3 separate regions of the Homo sapiens genome follow, and all the other regions are linked to region 3. A link is a contact called in ENCODE Hi-C or POLR2A ChIA-PET data. All regions are on one chromosome and are shown on one strand. The core of a region is the stretch at or near the end of the contact, and the rest is flanking DNA. Distances in the headings are between cores, read along the strand shown.

Region 1 (2,700 bases), core at 75-2,574, 2.1 Mb before region 3:
ACTGAACAGCAATCCCCCACAGCGCAGCTCCATGGTGGGGCTGGGAAAGCATCCTCCTGCCCCGCTCTGGCCCTGAGAGCTGGGGGAAAACAAGGGTTAGGTTAAGGAGGAAAGGGAAGACAAATCGAAGAGTTTTCTGGGTATCTCTTGATAAATAAGAGCTATTCTTAGGGAGTGCCCTATGAAACAAAAGGCTGTCTCCCTCTTAGAAAACATAGAAGTGGTCTTCCAGCAAAGGCCAAGAGAAAGCAGCATTCTGTACCCCAACACTAAGGGTTGTAAATGACCTAAAGGGACCCCATTTTACTTTAGCTTGGCTGTTCCCAAATAAAACTCAGTGGCTTAACTATGTTGAAAAACACTAAACTCTCAGCTGCTTTGCAGCCCAAAGATTAGAGAATATAATCAGAGAGGTCAGATTTTCCAAACCTAGCCAAGATACACTCACCACCATACATGGCCACCTTTAGAGATGGGCCGTTCTGGATCTCTGGCTCTGCACTCTCCAGCACAGAGCAGAGAGAGGAATCGAGGTTCTGAGTGTAAATGGGTAGTCCTCTCTCCAGCCTCTGTCCTCACAAGTACTGAGCGGACATTCTGGTGTTGCTCCCCTGAGCCCTGGAAGGGCTGGTTCTTCCTTTTTTGTTCCTACCTTATGCCTAGTATGGAGAAAAACTATAACAGTGGTGCCTCTGCCAAGCCAAAGGCTACTGGGCTCACCTAGCGACTGGAGCTCCCTTCCAGCCAGGGCATGGGTCTGTTTCCATCCCCCTCCGCCCCGTAAGCACTGCACCCTGAGAAAGCTACCCTAGTAGCTGTGGATGAGTAATGGGTGTTCTCAGCACCCCTAAAAGAGGTGGGCTGCTAGAGTCCCACTCGGGGGAAGGAGGCTGGCTTCTCCACCCTCGACTCGCGGGGAACCGTCACACCGAGCGGGCTTGCCCTGGGCAGGGTGGGACTGGGAGGCATGGAAGGGGTCGAGACGGGCTCCCGCGGCAGGGGATTAGGCAGGGAGGGCCTAGGAGTCAGAGGTGAGGCCACGGAGCTGGGCGGGGTCGGGACCGCGTAAGCCAGGTCGGGAGCGGGGTGCGGGGTGGCCTTCGAGGGGCTCGGGCTCAAGGGGCTGAGAGAAGGGGGCGGGGCCGGGGCTGGCGGGGCCGGGGCTGGCGGGGCCCGTAGTCCGCGCAGAGCCCCTCACCTCTCTCCGGGCCGGTGATCCCGCTCCCTCTCCCGCTAGCGAGGCCGCACCTTGGGCCCCGGCACCCGGGCCCTCCACCCGGGCCCCCAAAAACACCCGAGCGCCGCGGTGCCGGGACCCCGCTCTGCCAGGAAACAAGAAGTCTCTCGCCTATTGGCCGTGGCTGCAGCTGGCGACCCGCCCAGTAAAGCTCGCTACCATTGGTCAGCTCTCAGGGTTCCTCGCACGTTAGTGGGTACCTGAGCGAGTGTCGTTCGGGGACGATGGCGGGCAGGAGCGGCCGGAGGGTTCTAGCAGCGTCTTCCGGAAGACGGTTAACGGCCTGCCTGCCGGGAGGCGGGAAAGATAAAGCGGCAGAAACTGGGACTCAACTGCGAAATAAAAAGACATCGTGTGAAACTCCTTATCGCTTAACAGTCTTGTGTCTCTAAAATGAAACACGTAGCCCACTGCGCCGGGAATCCCTCCCGTTTTGTGTTCTGTAGTGTGACGGACGCAAAAGCTGAGTGGAGGATGCGGGCATCGATCCCGCTACCTCTCGCATGCTAAGCGAGCGCTCTACCATTTGAGCTAATCCCCCGCCTGCTGCTTAGTTCTTTCCCTTTGCCTTACAGGTTCACTGCACTGTTCACTGACCAGTGGATCAACCACAGTTCAGGACATTTATTTAGCAGAGTACAATACAGTGGCATCCATGTGCAAGATTCTAAAAATCAAGCATATAATCGTGTGCTTAAGCAGAAAACATTCTAAAACACGTTACCACATGTACATTGAACGCAGAAAGAGCGTTACCGTATACTACATACTACGGTGTTCCCTATGGACTGACGGCAGTACGAATGCTAAGTCACAGGAGGCCTCCAAGCCTTTCCCCTTATGGGATAATTGAATTAAATTGAGGTTAAAAATTACAGACGAAGTCCTTCGAGCCGGAATCGAACCAGCGACCTAAGGATTGCCACGCCCTATCCACTACAGTCCTCCGCTCTACCAACTGAGCTATCGAAGGCTCCGCTGCGATAAGATGCTGCTGATAGCCCTCTAATGCTTACCGCAACCTCATCCAGCCATGACCCCCGCTTTCTCCAGCTGAAGGAACCTGCCAGGGCAGGAGACCCATGGGACCTCACAGAGCTGAGAAAGCCGGAGACCCAAAGGCAAGGAAAAGAAGCTGCCCAAAGTCCGGGTTCTCAGGCCAGAACGGAGGCCACACCGGCCCTGAGCTTCCCGGCTTTTTAACAAAATGTTCCCAACACCCCGCGGTGGTTTCTCCTGGACCGCGAACGCCGAGCCCGCCGCCGCCTCCTGGAGCTCCGGGGCAGCGCTTGTGCCGCGGTACCTGCACTCACAGGGGCTTTGCGACCGCGACGCGCAAACCCTGCTCGAGAGCCGATGGGCCACTTTGGCTGCTCCTGCTCCACATTTCCCTTGGCTTCTCCGGACGTGCTCTCCTGACGCGAACGACATTCGCTCGGCCAATTAACTCAGGTTTTGTCAGG
Region 2 (2,738 bases), core at 185-2,684, 2.4 Mb before region 3:
TCACGCCTGTAATCCCAGCACTTTGGGAGGCTGAGGCGGGTAGATCACGAGGTCAGGAGTTCGAGACCAGCCTGGCCAACATGGTGAAACCCCGTCTCTACTAAAAATACAAAAATTAGCCAGGCGTGGAATCCTAGCTACTCGGGAGGCTGAGGCAGGAGAATCGCTTGAACCTGGGAGGCGGAGGTTGCAGTGAGCCAAGATAGCGCCACTGCACTGCAGCCTGGGCAACAAGAGCGAAACTCTGTCTTAAAAAAAAAACAATAGTAGGCGGGGTGCGGTGGCTCACGCCTGTAATCCCAACACTTTGGGAGGCCGAGGCGGGCGGATCACGAGGTCAGGAGATGGAGACCATCCTGGCTAACACGGTGAAACCTCGTCTCTACTAAAAATACAAAAAATTAGCCAGGCGTGGTGGCGGGCGCCTGTAGTCCCAGCTACTCGGGAGGCTGAGGCAGGAGAATGGCGTGAACCCGGGAGGCGGAGCTTGTAGCCTGGGCGACAGAGCGAGACTCTGTCTCAAAAACAAACAAAAAACAACAACACAACAGTGCCCCAGACTCTCTCCCTCCAATGTACACTGCATACAAAGACTAGACAAACGATGCCAAAGGTTACACCAGGACGACAATGAAGTCCAAGTCACTCATCTTGGCGCTTCTTTTTATCAAGCTAGCTAGTTAATATTACCACTTACAATCATTCTCCGAGTCCAGCCAGCTTCCTCAGAAATCCTCCCCAAATGCAGTTCACATTCTTCCCTCACTCCTCCAAACCTTATAACATTATTCCCTTTTCCTGTGGCATAATGCAATCCAGAGGCATCCTCTCTGAGAGCCTACATCCTTTCAATCCTCCAAGAAACAGCTCCTCCTCCCATCCTTGAGCTTTTCCCACCCAGAATAGGCTGTACCAAACATTTCTACATTGTATTAACTCGAATTATATCACAGATCGAGGTCTTCGCTTTCAGAAAAGACTCACATTCTTCTCATATAGGCCTCGCATGGCCTGGCCAAGTACTTCCTAAGCTCGGAACAAATACTGGTCAACTTTAATTGAACCAAATCGGGCGGGGTTTGCGGAGTCTGAGAGTGCAACGTTGGGGAGAGGGGGATGAAAACACTGGAGGACGGGCTGAAAGCGTCGAGTCCGACACAAAAGAGGCGTCAGACAAAACGCCAAGAGGCTGGGGACTGGGAACGAAGGAAGAGGTTCTGCCAGAGGCGACCTGCCACCTGCGCGAGGAAGCGGAGTAGGACGGCGGCCGTTGGTGGGCGTGGTCGCGCTAGTCTCGCGGGAGCGGCCGTTGGGCGGGCCGTTGTCCCTGCGGGCGGGGCGAGTTGCTAAGGAAATGACTGCCCGCAGCGCCTGGCCCCGCCGCGCAGGCCGGGCGGGGTCTGGAGCGGCGCCGTTTCCGCTTCCGCTCCCTCACAGCTCCCGTCCCGTTACCGCCTCCTGGCCGGCCTCGCGCCTTTCACCGGCACCTTGCGTCGGTCGCGCCGCGGGGCCTGCTCCTGCCGCGCGCACCCCCGGGGCTTCGGCTCCGGCACGGGTCGCGCCCAGCTTTCCTGCACCTGAGGCCGCCGGCCAGCCGCCGCCATGGGTGCCTACCTCTCCCAGCCCAACACGGTGAAGTGCTCCGGGGACGGGGTCGGCGCCCCGCGCCTGCCGCTGCCCTACGGCTTCTCCGCCATGCAAGGCTGGCGCGTCTCCATGGAGGTGAGGAGGCAGGGGCCCATAGGCTGGCCGCTGCGGGGCGGGAATCTGACGGAGAAAGAGAGCGGGGGATGGGGTCCTCCCCTGGGAAGGGTCCCAATTGGGAGCCTGCGGCCGCAGCGGCCGTTTGCGGGGCGACAGAGACCGCGGGGTCAGGGCCGAGAGGGAGCTCCCGATGCTTGGGGACCGTGTGCCGGTGGCCAGTGGCGGCGAGGGCTCGGCCATGTGGGAAGAGGCACCTTCCGCCCACTGACCGCCCTCTCCCCGAGCTTTGGCGCCATCCTCTCGTGCCAACCTAGCCCTCCAGGCTCATCAACGGTGTGAGGTTTAGTGTGGGAGTAAAGACGCAAATAGGGGCTATTTATTCATTTGTTTTTCAAGGGAGAGGTGAATAGATGTGAATAACTTTTTAAATTTTAATATTTAAAATATCTGATGTGGGAAGCCTCTTTTGGCTAGGAGTTTGACAGTGAAAGGAACCCCGGGCAGAGTCTGTTTCACATTTTGGTTGCCTGGCCTTGGGCTCTTGCATGTTAATTTCAGAGGCTGGACCCGACCTCCAGGAGTTGTCACTCATTTGCACTCTTTTCAGGGCCTTTTACTAACTTCGGAAAACTTGAATTATGTCAGTCCCTAGGTTTTCCTTTTTATTATGCTTCGTTTTCTTTCTCTCTTAGGATTTCTCTAAAACTTAATCAGTAATTCTCATTTGCCTGTAATTGTAGTTTATAGTTTCTTTGATTGTAAGTCATTTCATCAATTTTTTTCATCACAACCTACCTACAAAGGGCTTTTCTAGAAAATTTTACTCTGGACAAAAGGGGAAAAGAAAAATATTGGGGGGAAAGTAGTAGTATTAGGTAAAACTTGATGTGAAACTACAAAAGAGAAGAGGGAAAACTGCGGTAGGGAGGAAAGGGAGGAAGACGGGTTAACCGTGGCTTTGTGAAGAGCATTCTGAAGTCTAGGCAAAAGGGCCAGGGAAATACTCTGTCTGGTATTGAGGGTTTCTCCACCTA
Region 3 (2,700 bases), core at 180-2,679:
AGCAGAGATTGTGCCACTGCACTCTAGCCTGGGCAACAAGAGGGAAACTCTGTCTCAAAAACAAAAACAAAAACAAAAAAAACCCCATCAATATGAAAAAAATAGTAATCAATTTAAATCTGTGGCATGTTTTACTGCTTAGTCTCAACAGCACCATACTTAATCAATCATAACAGCTGAAGATTTGACATTTTATAATTATTCTTCCACAATACCAGTTACCCTATTACAGGGCCAAAGGTGAACTGTCGAAGAAATTACATGTTTAGTAATTTGATTTATTAAATCATACTGAGAAGTTAGCATGTGGATTCTTTTAAGCTTTAAAACTATCCAAATTCTAACCAGGACTTATATTTCATATTTGTAAATAATTTTAGAAGCTTCAGTGAATTAAGTTATATTATTTGATTATCAAAACAATCCAGAATAAACTTGTCTTAAAAAAAACTTAATGTTTAAAAAACACATTTTAAAATTAAAATGTGGAAAATCTGACTTTACTGTGAAATGTTGAGCCTTTGCTCATTGCCTTCCTGTAATGCACTTCCCTTAAGATGTTTAAAGTTAGGTGAGAAAAGAAGCAATGCTACTTTTGTCTTTGTAATATACAGGGAAATTGGCAGCCATTTTTTTTCAGGGCACTATAAATAATCATTGTCAAGTTCTATTTATCTTCTGTAACTGAAGATATTCACTGAAAAAAAATTACCGTTCCTGTCAGACTGACTTTTATTCAAGCACTGTCACATTGTCAGCTAAAGGGAAGGGGAGAGCAGACGTCGAGGTCACGTTCGAAGCGAACAGCGGGGAGCTGAGGAAACTGACGTCCACAGCTCCAGCCTGGCTTAGCGTTAACACCTGCAGTAGACCAAGCCTTTCTCCCACAGAGGAGTCAACAAATCCATCAGAGATCTGTAATAGGAGGGCCAAGACTAAACACTCTTGCCTTGACTCCAAATAGACAACTCCATTTAAAATAAAAAACAATAGGAACCAGATTCAGAATCGCTTCACGCCTTGCCCAAGGCCCTCTTCCAGAACCAGGGTTCCGACCTCCCCACTTTCCTGGCTTTGGGGTCTGCCTCTCGGGGATCTCGAGCAAGGGGAACAAAATATTGGAGGGGGAAGAGGAGCAGCAGCCCGGCCCATGGAACCGAAAAAGAATCCAGAAAAAAAAAAAAACACTCCCAAACGGACGAGACACTACCAGACCCGCCCTGAAGAGCCAATACATTTCCACCACTCGGCTGCGAAAGCAACAAACGCCTCCCGTCCGGGCGTCCCTGAAAACAAGGACGCGCTCACCTCGAAGGGTAAACCCAGCCGCCCCCCAACGCCGCCTTCCCGTCAGGGGACGAGGCCTTAGAAACTCGGTAACTGCAGTCGCGTCTCCAGGGCCTGCAGATGACGTCAGCAGCCCCGCGCTAGCATCGCGAGACTCCCGTCTCCCTCCCCCGGCTCCCCACGCTCCCAACCGCCCGCGCCTGCTGCCAGGCAGCGGCGGGGATGGCGAGCAGCGGAGGCGAGGCGGTGACGAGAGCAGCGGCTCCGCCATTGGACGAGGAGGCCTGAGGGACGGGCCAGCGGTGCACAAGAAGAGACCGAGGCGGGTGGCCCCGAGAGAGCCAGGGCCATGGAGGCCAACATGCCGAAGCGGAAGGAGCCCGGCAGGTCTCTCCGCATCAAAGTCATCTCCATGGGCAACGCCGAAGTGGGGAAAGTGAGTACAGCGAGCCGGGAGGGGCGGGCCCCAGCGTGGCGGGGCGACGTGTCCATTGGCTGGAAGGGCGGCCACTCAACAGCCTGGGGCCCGGCCTCCTCTCCGCCCCCGAGCAGGCCCGGGTCTCAGCCGAGGGGTGCGGCTCCGCGAACGAAACTCCCCGACCTTTTTGACCTTTCCGTTGCCCCCTCGTCCTCCGACGTCACTCTTCCGGAGATGGTGTCTGGGGTGGCCTCTAAGCCTTGAATGTACCCCCAAAAGAGTAAGAAGGCCTGGGTCCCCATGAGGGGCCGTCGGCCTAGATACCTTGCCCGCGTTCTAGGGGGCCGTCCGGGACCGGGAGATGGAGGATGAAAGTTTAGTTCCCCCAGCCGGGCCTGGGAGCCGGCGGAACGTTATGGGGTGCGTGTGAGAATTTGGGGTTCGCGAAATGGTGCCCGGCAGCCCAGATTCTGCATTCCCGTCACGAGAGAGCGTAACTGACGTTGACGTGTTTCACAGGGGAGGTGCAAGGGATGGCCGGGGTCCGCGCTGTTTTGTTTTGCGTTGTGTTTTATTTTTGGTGGTGTCCCCATATCTGTTAGTTCCACCGCCCTTCTCTCTGCCCCATCTGTGGTTCATCAGCTATAAACTCTCCTTTAGTACGTGGGGAGGGAAGGCCAGAGGTAACCTGAGGCCTTTTCCCTTATGAATTCCAAGACGGCCTCCTCTTCACTCAAATTCTTTCCTTTTGGGCAAGTGGAATCTGTTGGTTAAGAACTTCCCAAGGTCATCAAATCAGTGACCGAGGAAAGATTAGAACCTAAGTCTTCACATTCCCACTGCGGTGCTCTTTCCGTCGTTGTATGCGTTCAAAATCAACTCCGAAAGAGCTGTTAAGGCAGTGCCTAGTCCAGTGCCTGGCACCCAGGAGATGCTCAGTAAATGTTTACTTAGTGTTTTTTATTTCTGTGTAGCATGATCCCGTACTACTTTTG

Evidence for each region. Hi-C counts contacts between places; a loop is a spot of excess contacts on that map. ChIA-PET counts read pairs that join two places held with the same protein, here RNA polymerase II (POLR2A). Pooled maps may share reads with other maps.
Region 1: a map of naive thymus-derived CD4-positive, alpha-beta T cell shows a loop between it and region 3 (31-fold over the local background). The contact joins the promoter of AGBL5 here to the promoter of DNAJC27-AS1 in region 3. A Hi-C loop is called at or near these places in 2 of 168 maps with a recorded cell type or tissue (CD4-positive, alpha-beta memory T cell and naive thymus-derived CD4-positive, alpha-beta T cell) and 9 of 50 pooled maps.
Region 2: a loop to region 3 is called in a pooled map, with 14 times the contacts of the local background. The contact joins the promoter of PPM1G here to the promoter of DNAJC27-AS1 in region 3. A Hi-C loop is called at or near these places in 1 of 37 single-sample maps with no recorded cell type and 4 of 50 pooled maps. POLR2A ChIA-PET finds 5 or more read pairs at or near these places in 1 of 52 experiments (activated T-cell).

Annotation. Positions count from the first base shown.
Region 1 is chr2:27,050,292-27,052,991 of GRCh38, reverse strand. It overlaps AGBL5 (AGBL carboxypeptidase 5), which reads right to left and starts at 1,324. Exons shown (of 15, transcript NM_021831.6): 1 at 1,199-1,324; 2 at 1-79. The coding sequence starts at 33. TRY-GTA2-1 (tRNA-Tyr (anticodon GTA) 2-1) reads right to left here and starts at 2,210; the gene lies at 2,122-2,210. It overlaps TRA-AGC8-1 (tRNA-Ala (anticodon AGC) 8-1), which reads right to left and starts at 1,778; the gene lies at 1,706-1,778. RefSeq lists silencers at 824-873, 894-1,333, 1,737-2,031 and enhancers at 1,070-1,569, 1,884-2,113, 2,284-2,573.
Region 2 is chr2:27,408,287-27,411,024 of GRCh38, reverse strand. It overlaps PPM1G (protein phosphatase, Mg2+/Mn2+ dependent 1G), which reads left to right and starts at 1,434. Exons shown (of 10, transcript NM_177983.3): 1 at 1,434-1,722. The coding sequence starts at 1,603. RefSeq lists silencers at 1,264-1,453, 1,544-1,733, 1,804-1,853, 1,874-1,953.
Region 3 is chr2:24,970,841-24,973,540 of GRCh38, reverse strand. It overlaps DNAJC27-AS1 (DNAJC27 antisense RNA 1), which reads right to left and starts at 1,429. Exons shown (of 3, transcript NR_034113.1): 1 at 1,309-1,429. It overlaps DNAJC27 (DnaJ heat shock protein family (Hsp40) member C27), which reads left to right and starts at 1,586. Exons shown (of 7, transcript NM_016544.3): 1 at 1,586-1,723. The coding sequence starts at 1,637. RefSeq lists enhancers at 537-1,054, 1,266-1,345, 1,055-1,573, 1,556-1,665, 1,926-2,035 and 2 more and a silencer at 1,796-1,875.